Linked DNA regions of Mus musculus: region 1 is linked to region 2. Evidence: chromatin loops called from intact Hi-C (ENCODE). Cell type or tissue: left cerebral cortex. All regions are shown on one strand. Each heading gives the region's core, and the rest is flanking DNA. Links, peaks and the distances in the headings are about the cores only. Region 1 holds the start of Suv39h1 (suppressor of variegation 3-9 1). Region 2 holds the start of Hdac6 (histone deacetylase 6).

Region 1 (4,381 bases), core at 82-4,081, 130 kb after region 2:
TGTCTTTCTCTCTCTCTCTCTCTCTCTCTCTCTCTACACACACACTCACACCAGACTTACACGGATCTTCTTATAATCACACAGGTATTCAACTTCAAAGTCATACAGATTCTTCTTAGAAACACCAAGGGCAGGACAAGAAAGCTTGGCTAGTCGGCACAGGTCCTGCAGTTGATTCCAAGAAGATTTACAGCACACACTGCAACCTAGAATGAGAAGGCCAAAGACTCACAAAAATGTAATCGACGGGCCTTACCCAAAGCTAAGATCCTCTGCAACAGGAAGTGCCAATTCCTTGAACCCTAATGCTCAATTCTCAGGGCAACACCTGGAAATAAGCCTACACACCAGGAAGCATCAACCTGTCTTTCCCTGCACATGGAAGGGTCCAGTTCTCCTATCAGAGGACCTATGCCCTCATCTGGGAGAATCTTCTACTCCAAACTCTGGCCCCCTAACTCTGGAATGGCAAGGATGAAGTGGCGCTTGTAGCAATGGGCCCGTCCATAAAGGGATCCACTGGCAGAACATCCAAGGCCTTAAGCTGCCTGCAGACTTACCTTCGGTCAGAGCCTTAAGCAATGCTCTTTGCACTTTGCAAAAGACTGGGGTGCGTTAACTAAGAGAGTCAGGGTAGGACAAAAATCCCTAGGGCAACAAACAGAGGTGTTGCTATAAAGTCTTCACTTATCTGAAACTCCTGGGCCACTGGATTTTGGAATTCAAACATTTGGGAATTTTACACAAGTAATTTTAGGCGAATTCCTGGCATAGGACATTAAGCCATCTATACTCAAAACACATTAACAGCAAACACATCTATAGCAAAAGCCTTGATTTTTCACATTAAATATTCTCACTGAATAATTTCACTTTTAAAAATCCCTTGCCATGATTAGTGACACATTTAAGAAAGACTTTTATTTCAAAGGACTTTAGGTTTTGTAATTATAAAGATTGTAGAAAGATATTACATTAAACTGGGCATAGTGGTGCATACCTTTAGACCCAGGAAAGGCAGAGACAAGCTGATCTCTGAGTTCTAGGACAGCCGTAGTCTGTCTCAAGGAAAAAAAAAATCCCTGTCTCGGGGGTGAAAAGTACAACTCAATTCGAAGGGATCTGCTCTCAATTCAGGAACATGTAAACAATACATGTGGTAGGTAAGCCCCGACAATGACTCTTGGTCACCAAAATTATTGTTCAAGAGAAGCGGATTTAAAGTATACACATTTTTTTGCTTCAGAGCACATCCCTTCTTCAACGTAATTTTAGAAGCCATTTTTAAAAAATCAAAATATGTCACAAAACCACTTGATGCTAGGTGTATGCTGTCAGTAGCCAATGCCATCTTTTAAGGATGGTTTTTTTCTCCTCCCATCATACGACTCAAATCTAAAACAATCCTAATAAGATGCTCTAGATGGTAACCTAAGAACACACAAACACTTCAAAAGAAAAAAAGATCACTGCGTACATATACACTGATCCTTTTTTATCCAAGGCCCAGCAGAGACTAATCCCTCTCCTCCGAGGCCTCTCGGTTCCCGGAGCCTCTAACCTGCGTCTGGAACGCCTTTGAAAGCCCCAAGAAGTGGCCTGCAAATACCATTTGCAGTGCCAGCAGCCGCACTCCTCCCCACCGCAGCTCCGGCTCACACTTGTGGAATCTCTTCTCAGCGCTCTACTCGAGGCCGAGGAGCCCGCCCAGCACGCACAAGTCACCCCTCTTTTCCTGCACATGGAGGAGCCGAGCCCTCCTCTCACCGAGGCCCCCCCACCAAGTCCCGCTTTCCGGGGAGACTCGTCTACCCGAAAACCCTGCCCCCATCTCGCCTCGATCCCTTTCCCACCTAGAGTCGCCGGCTCCCCCATTTTGAGAAGGGGGTCCGTTCCACTTCTTCCTCCCCTTCCGGCGTCTCCCGTGGAAACCGAAAGGGTAACGGTCACTGAGAGCCGCCTTTTCCCGCGCGTGGCCGCAACCTTCTCCTTCAGGACTCTCTCTCACGCGCGTAGGCGCGCCGGCCAGCCGCGCGCGGCCGAGAAACCCCGCGCGCGGCCTGCGCAGCCCCGCGCCCCCCGCGGCCGAAGCACGCGCCCCCTCCCCTCAGCCCCGCCCTGCCCGCGCGCCGGGCCCGCGCTCTCGGCCCCCACGTTTGCCGCGCCGGCCTTCCAGCTCCAGGCTCCGTAGCTCCGGACGCCTGGCCTGGAGCCCCGGCCACCTTCCCTCCATTCTACTCGGCCGGGCCAGTAGCTCGCGTCTCTAGCACCACAGCTTCACCTTTTAAATTTTCCGCCATCTTTCTCCACAGCTAACAACATTCGGGCCTAACCGGCCTCGCGAGAAGAGAGCGCGCGCGGGCGTGGCCGGGGACGCGCAGTCGATTGGCCGCTCCTCGCCGCTCGCAGCTCCGGCTCGGACCAACCGCGGAGCTGTGCCTGGACTCCTCCCGTCACCAGGAGTGGTCTCGAGAGCCCGTGCTCGCTGCCTTTATTCAGAGTGCGCCTGCGCAGTAGCAAAGCTTGCCTTTGCTCCAGGACCCGCCCCTTGTCAGTCATATTGCTAGCCAATCGCGGCGTCAGCCAGTCATAAAGGGCTTGTTTTGTGCAACCCCAATTCTGCCAGTCATTTATTTTAACCTCGCGCAGGCATTCACTGCCAGGGTGGACCTAGAGCCATATATATAGGTGCTCAGCCAGTCACCTGATTGAAATAAATAATAAGTCGGTCGCCGCCATCAGATGTCCGTTTCCATCACTCGCTTCTTCATTCACACTCAGTCAATAGTAGCATCCATCTGTGCCCTGCAGCCGTCTGAGTTCATAGAAGCACAACCCTTGTCAGGCAGCCTGCTATTCCCTCAAACTGTCCCCATCACATTGTTAGCCAGGCAGCCCTTTCTCCATCTTCCTTGAAGGAGACGTCTCAAACTCCAATGGCCACCCATGTCCCGAAGTGGACTGGGATTAGGTCAGGACAAATTATTGTCAGCACCCATGTAAGAGCCACACCCAGCGACAAAGTGCTGGAGGAGGGAGACAGGAGCCCCAAGCTTGCTCTTAGAGGACAGAACCCATTCCTGTAAGCTGTCCTCTGTTCACACCTGCACTTTGGTAGGTGTATACACACATACCCCAAATAAATTTAATATTAAAAAAAATACAATGAGATCAATCAAGGATGATGCTTACCATTGACCTTTGACCTACATATGTGTCTGCATACACACATACACACACCCAATAAATGTAATAAGAATTAAAAAGAAAATGGATCACAATCAAGGGAGATGCCTGCTGTTGACCTCTAGCCTACATATGTGTATGCACACGTACACAGTCCACAGTAACACGCACATATACCAGAAGAGTTAGAAAGAGCCAGGATTTCGCAAAGTGCAATTATTACAGATTTACAGACGTATTCATATCTCTAGTGTCAACAAGACATGAGAAACCCTATACTGCACAGCAGGAGGACAGAGTTACGTGCTACACAAACTTCAATGTGGCCCATCAATTATTTTTCTAAATCCATTTCACTAAATATCAGCTTAAAGTAATTTGGGCATCAGTAGTTATCATGAAATGCTTCCCTGACTTATCTTTTTTTTTTTTTTAGATTTTCTTTTTTTTTCCTTTTTTTAAAAATTGGTTATTTTATGTATTTACATTTCAAATGTTAAACCTTTTCCCTATTTTCCCCCTGGAAACCTCCTATCCCATCCTCCATCCTCCCTGCTTCTATGAGGGTGCTCCCCTACCACCACCAAACCACTCCCGCCTCACCACCCTAGCATCCCCTTACTTGCTGGGGCATCGAGCTTCCACAGGACCAAGGGCCTCCCCTCCCATTGACGCCAGATAAGGTCATTCTCTGCTACATCTGCAGCTGGAGCCTGCCTTATCTTAATGGCTTTGTTTATCCTATAGGTTTGGAAAGTATGCTGAGGCCCTGTGCCCTACCACCACTGAAGTTGACTAAAATGGCTGTGGTCAAGTCAAGCTGGGTTCCTATAATGACTCTATCTTTTCTCATTTCCATTATGGGTCAATCTTCTGAAGTGTTAGGTTCCTCAGAGAGACTTGGATTCTATCAGGATACTTTGCAACCATGCATGTATCTGAGGGGGACGGGGGAGCTTTCCTGACAGAGCTGTTCCTCAGCTAACCCCGGGACTCATTCATTCTCCCTCTCACCTTTTCAGATAAGCAGGTAGTCAGTCTAGGTATCCCACTGACCGTACTACCTGTGGATGTTTAGTCAGAATGCTCAGTATCATGTGACTCAGCCTAGGTAGACAACCAGCCATCAGAAATAGCTGCCTAGCTGGAGGTTCCATACTCTTTGATCAGCCAGCTTGAAATCGACAAGATTACC
Region 2 (4,381 bases), core at 170-4,169:
TTGAGGCTGACATAGACTACATAGTGAGTTCCAGGCTGCCTAGGCTACAGAGACCTGGAGTGCCCAGTCATTTGGTCTTCATTGAACAGTTTATACCGCTGTTGGGGGTTTAATGATCTCCCTGCACACTCACCGGCCAGCGGAGAAGGGACTTTTCTATTGCTCACATCTATCACTAAGTCTCGGCACACAGGAGACTCTTGATAACTGTTTATTGGCTTAACAGAGAAATCTTTCAAGAATGATCCCCATCTCCCTAAATCACCTGCTTCCAGACTACAGGCTAGAAGCAGCAAAAATTCACTCTTGTTTGTGAGAAGAAAGGGGCACTTGTGGAAATGTTCTAGTTTGGGGATCATTTGGAGGTGCCAGCCTCACCCACCTGTCATCCCAAAGGCAATGGAAGTCATTTAGTTGTTCATCAAACACCAATCCAGTACCAACTGGCACTCTTGTCTCAGGGTTCAGATCCTGCAGGGGCAAAGAAAAGAAACCCAGATTCACTCTGGACTACAATCAGAGAAAACACTTCATACCATCGGTCCTGGATGGGGGGGGGGAGGGGGGGGAATCACTGTTTTGTTTGGTAAAGAAGGCCAAGTTGCAGCCAGGTCTCTCTCACCAGCCCTTGAAGCCCCACAACTAGGTCCTCTTCAGCTGGTTGGCTCAGCTTCTTCATTTTGCCTTTCTTCTTTACCTCCGCTAGATTGGGGCTGGAGTGGGGTACAGCACACTTCTTTCCACCACGCTTCTGCCAATCAGACAGAAAAATCAGAGTCTGGACATGGCTGGCTGGCTTCACCCTCCACCCCCCCCCCCCATCAGGGCAGGTCTGGGGCCTCACCAAGGTGGCGCTGGATTCCTGAAGGGGTGACTGGGGATTGTGCCTACTCTTTCGCTGTCTAGTAGAAGAATCTTGGCCGGTGGAGGTCATGGCTGAAGAGCCTCAGCTCCTGGAAAGGCTCTAGCAAAGGTGTAGTTGGTGAGGCAGCTGGAGTGTCCAGAGGACCCCACATCCCTGTCCCTTCCTCGGCCCCGCCCCCTAGTCTAGATCGCAGCCTTCACCGGGTCCATTCCCGAGCCTTCTAAACCGCCCCCACCCCCCAGGCCATCTTCTGCTAGAGGAAACCTGGTCCTGTCCGGTCCCCCTGGACCTCGCTGCTTTTATCCGATTCTCTTTCCTCATTTTGCCTATTCACTAAACGAGGTAACCCCAGGCTCAATCAGGCTCTTCTTAGGCCTGCCCTACCCAATCACCGCCCCCCCCCCATCCACTTCCCACATCCTTTCATACCTCTAATCTGCGCCCGGAACGCTTGGCTTCTGCAACCTGCCCGCTTCAGCCTATTTCCCCAGAAAAATCACCCACCTTTCTAGTCCGCCAGACCGGGCTGCCGCGGCCTCGGCAGCACCTTTAAAGACTCACTCAACTCCACCTCCTGCAGGGCCGAACCAGCGCCTTCCACTCGCGCAGATCTCGCCCCGAGCTTTCCCCGTGCCCCGCTGCTCCGAGGACTGCCCCTTTCGATCAGAATCCTTCAGACCCCACCCCCTTCCCAGACGCCTACCGTTTAACCAGGCTCCCTCAGCCCCTTCCAAGCCTCCGCCCATCTCCCGCCCAGCCACCGACGCTGGCCAATCCTTCCGTCCCTACTCACTGAGCTCTGCCTCCTTTTCAAACTCCGCCCTAGGCTCACGCCGCCAAATTCCCGGCGACCTGTGTGGCCCCGGGCACCTGATCCCTTCTTTTCCATTGGGCTGAGCTTTTTCATTTGCCCGCCCACGTCCAGCCCCCAACATGGATTCAGTCCGCCCACAACGCTTCAGGCGCAAACCACACCTCTCGCGAGCTTGGCCATGGAAACTGATCATACTGCGCCTGCGTGGGGTGCTACTCCCTAGTTCGAGACCCGGATCTGCCCCTAGCGCTACCACCCCTCCCCACACACACGCACGCACACCCCACCCCCGCATTCGCCGCTGCGGTCGTTCTGACTGGCTATGGCTGCCAGTCTCAAGTCCAGGCTAGTCATCCTAGGAGACCTACGGATCCACATCAGTTGTGTTGTGCAGTGATTCGAGAACAAATCAAAGAAGCTAGATTCCCGAGCTGCTTTTGGCGTTGACGTAACTCGCGCCTGCGGGTGACTAGTTGGAGATAAACGCTAATAATAGACTTTGGCTGGTGGCAGCCAAAATGAGCGTGATAGTAAATGCTGATAAGTTTCTGAGCTGGTGGCCACTGCGATGGTATTCAAGAAGCATCCCCAAATGTTAGCTATTAATGTTCTGCAGCGGAAATGGGGACTGGAAGGAGTCTCTACGAGGTGAGGCAGGGGTGGGGCTGCTCACTATGTCAGAAAGCCCGACTTTCGTGAGGTAGTTTGCATTGTAAAGCTGCTCTGTAGACTACACACACGGGGACTTAGATTTAGATCTTGGACAGGTCACAGTTCTGTCCTGTTTCCTTACCTGGAAAATTGAGATGCTAGTACCAAGGCCAGAATGGACTTTCGAAGGACAGTGTCTCCTGAATGGGAGCTCAGCCTACCTGTCCCCCTCCACCGAGTCATCAAACTTACAGCATGTGGTGGACCGAGGAAGGAAAATTGTCCCTGTGACTCTTTGAGATGGCCATCCCTTCTAAGTATAAATCCCACAGGTGGCCGAGTTGTCCTGATCTCCCCATGTCAAGGACATCGTTTCCTAAGGACCTGTTGGCAGAGACCAGAAAGAATCCATCTGGAGTTCTGCATCACTGACTAGCAAATAGATTGACAGTTCCATACTCCAGCAGCCAGACCCTCTGAACCTCTTGCAAATGCCAGTTTCAGTCCTCCATGTTCTCAGCACAGAACATGTTCTCAGCACGGGCTATCTAAATCTACACACACTAAAGAAAATAATAATAATACCTAAAAACATTCTAGGATGGTGATGCCCGCCAGCCGAACAATAGAGACGGTTCCTGCACAACGGGGCTCAGTAAACCTTATAAAAGCTAAGATTGCAAATAGCTTAGGCTTTGCATCCACATCTAATCTTTATGATACACTTCCTTTCTTTTAAAAATGACCTTGCTTTCATGTCCAGGCTGCTTAGAACTTCTGGCCTCAAGGGATCTTCATGTCTCAGCTTTCTGAGCAGCTGGGCAACACTGTGCCCAGTTAATCTTTCTTAAACAAACAAACAAAACAGCAACAGTCATTTGGGTTTTTTGTTTGTTTTGGTTTTTCTTTTTGGATTTTCGAGACAGGGTTTCTCTGTGTAGCCCTGGCTGTCCTGGAACTCACTCTGTAGACCAGGCTGGCCTTGAACTCAGAAATCCACCTGCCTCTGCCTCCCGAGTGCTGGGATTAAAGGAATGTGCCAGCACTGCCCAGCTTAATAACCATTTGGTTTTTTTGTTTGTTTGGTTGGTTGGTTTTTTTTTTTTTTTTTTTTTTTTTTTTTTTTTTTTTGAGACAGGGTTTCTTTGTATATCCCTGGCTGTCCTGGAACTCACTTTATAGACCAGGCTGGCCTCGAACTCAGAAATTCACCTGCCTCTGCCTCTCAAGTGCTGGGATTAAAGGAATGTGCCAGCACTGCCCAGCTTAACAACCATTTGGGGTTTTTTGTTTGTTTGTTTGGTATTTTTTGTTGTTTGTTTGTTTGTTTTTGAGACAGGGTTTTTCTGTATATCCCTGGCTGTCCTGGAACTCACTTTGTAGACCAGGCTGGCCTCGAACTCAGAAATCTGCCTGCCTCTCCCTCCCAAGTGCTGGGGTTAAAGGCATGCGCCACCACCACCCAGCCAACCATTTGTTTTAAAAATTATATTTGTTTACTTATTTTTTTCTTTAACACTGTTTATTAGCTTTTGCATCTAGGCTTCAGGGAGGTGACAAAGTGGCAGTGGTAAACTTGGGGATCTGGTCTCCTCAAAGCACCTGCCGCTCTACCCCTGATCCTTGAATGGTTGCCAAGCGGATAACTCCTCCACTGGAGCCTTCGTGTTTTCTAGCCAAAGAGAGAGCATTGGCAGTGAACTGCAGACATTCGTCCTTGGTCGTGCCTTCAGGATGGATAGCACCAACATAGTCATAGATGTATGAGCTTCCGGAGGCTCCGGTGGCAAAAGATTGTCTTACCATCATACCCTTCATGGGTACAGAGGACACCTGCCCTCCTTCTTGAGGGTCCCAGCCTACAATGATGATTCCTGCCATCAGATCTTCTCTGCACCGGTAACACATCTCCTTAAAGAGCCTGGCAGCCATGTGTACTAGTGGAGAATTGTTCAGTTCAATACTGTGGAAACCAAGCTGGTAACTGACAGCATCTGCTACTGCTCCGGTATCAGCTGCTGAGCCTGAGCAGCAGCAGATGTAATCATAAA

The links. Peaks named below come from ENCODE experiments on the same cell type or tissue, not always from the same donor. Only the 100,000 strongest peaks of a DNase experiment are listed, where the experiment ranks them.
Region 1: a loop joins it to region 2, with 2.5 times the contacts of the local background. A loop is called at or near these places in 3 of 42 quality-filtered maps.

The regions. Positions count from the first base shown.
Region 1 is chrX:8,072,263-8,076,643 of GRCm38, forward strand. Suv39h1 (suppressor of variegation 3-9 1) reads right to left here and starts at 2,498. Exons shown (of 6, transcript NM_011514.2): 1 at 2,282-2,498; 2 at 61-206. The coding sequence starts at 2,300. In left cerebral cortex, for the core only: a CTCF peak has its summit at 2,347; DNase peaks (open chromatin) are centred at 1,783 and 2,476; H3K4me3 peaks cover 1,701 bases; H3K27ac peaks cover 485 bases.
Region 2 is chrX:7,946,281-7,950,661 of GRCm38, forward strand. It overlaps Hdac6 (histone deacetylase 6), which reads right to left and starts at 1,609. Exons shown (of 29, transcript NM_001130416.1): 1 at 1,370-1,609; 2 at 845-964; 3 at 623-751; 4 at 383-471. The coding sequence starts at 934. It overlaps Gm39488 (a long non-coding RNA gene), which reads left to right and starts at 1,865. Exons shown (of 4, transcript XR_878039.3): 1 at 1,865-2,327. It also overlaps the pseudogene Psmb6-ps. In left cerebral cortex, for the core only: no CTCF peak of the experiment used is centred there; a DNase peak (open chromatin) is centred at 1,744; H3K4me3 peaks cover 1,676 bases; H3K27ac peaks cover 468 bases.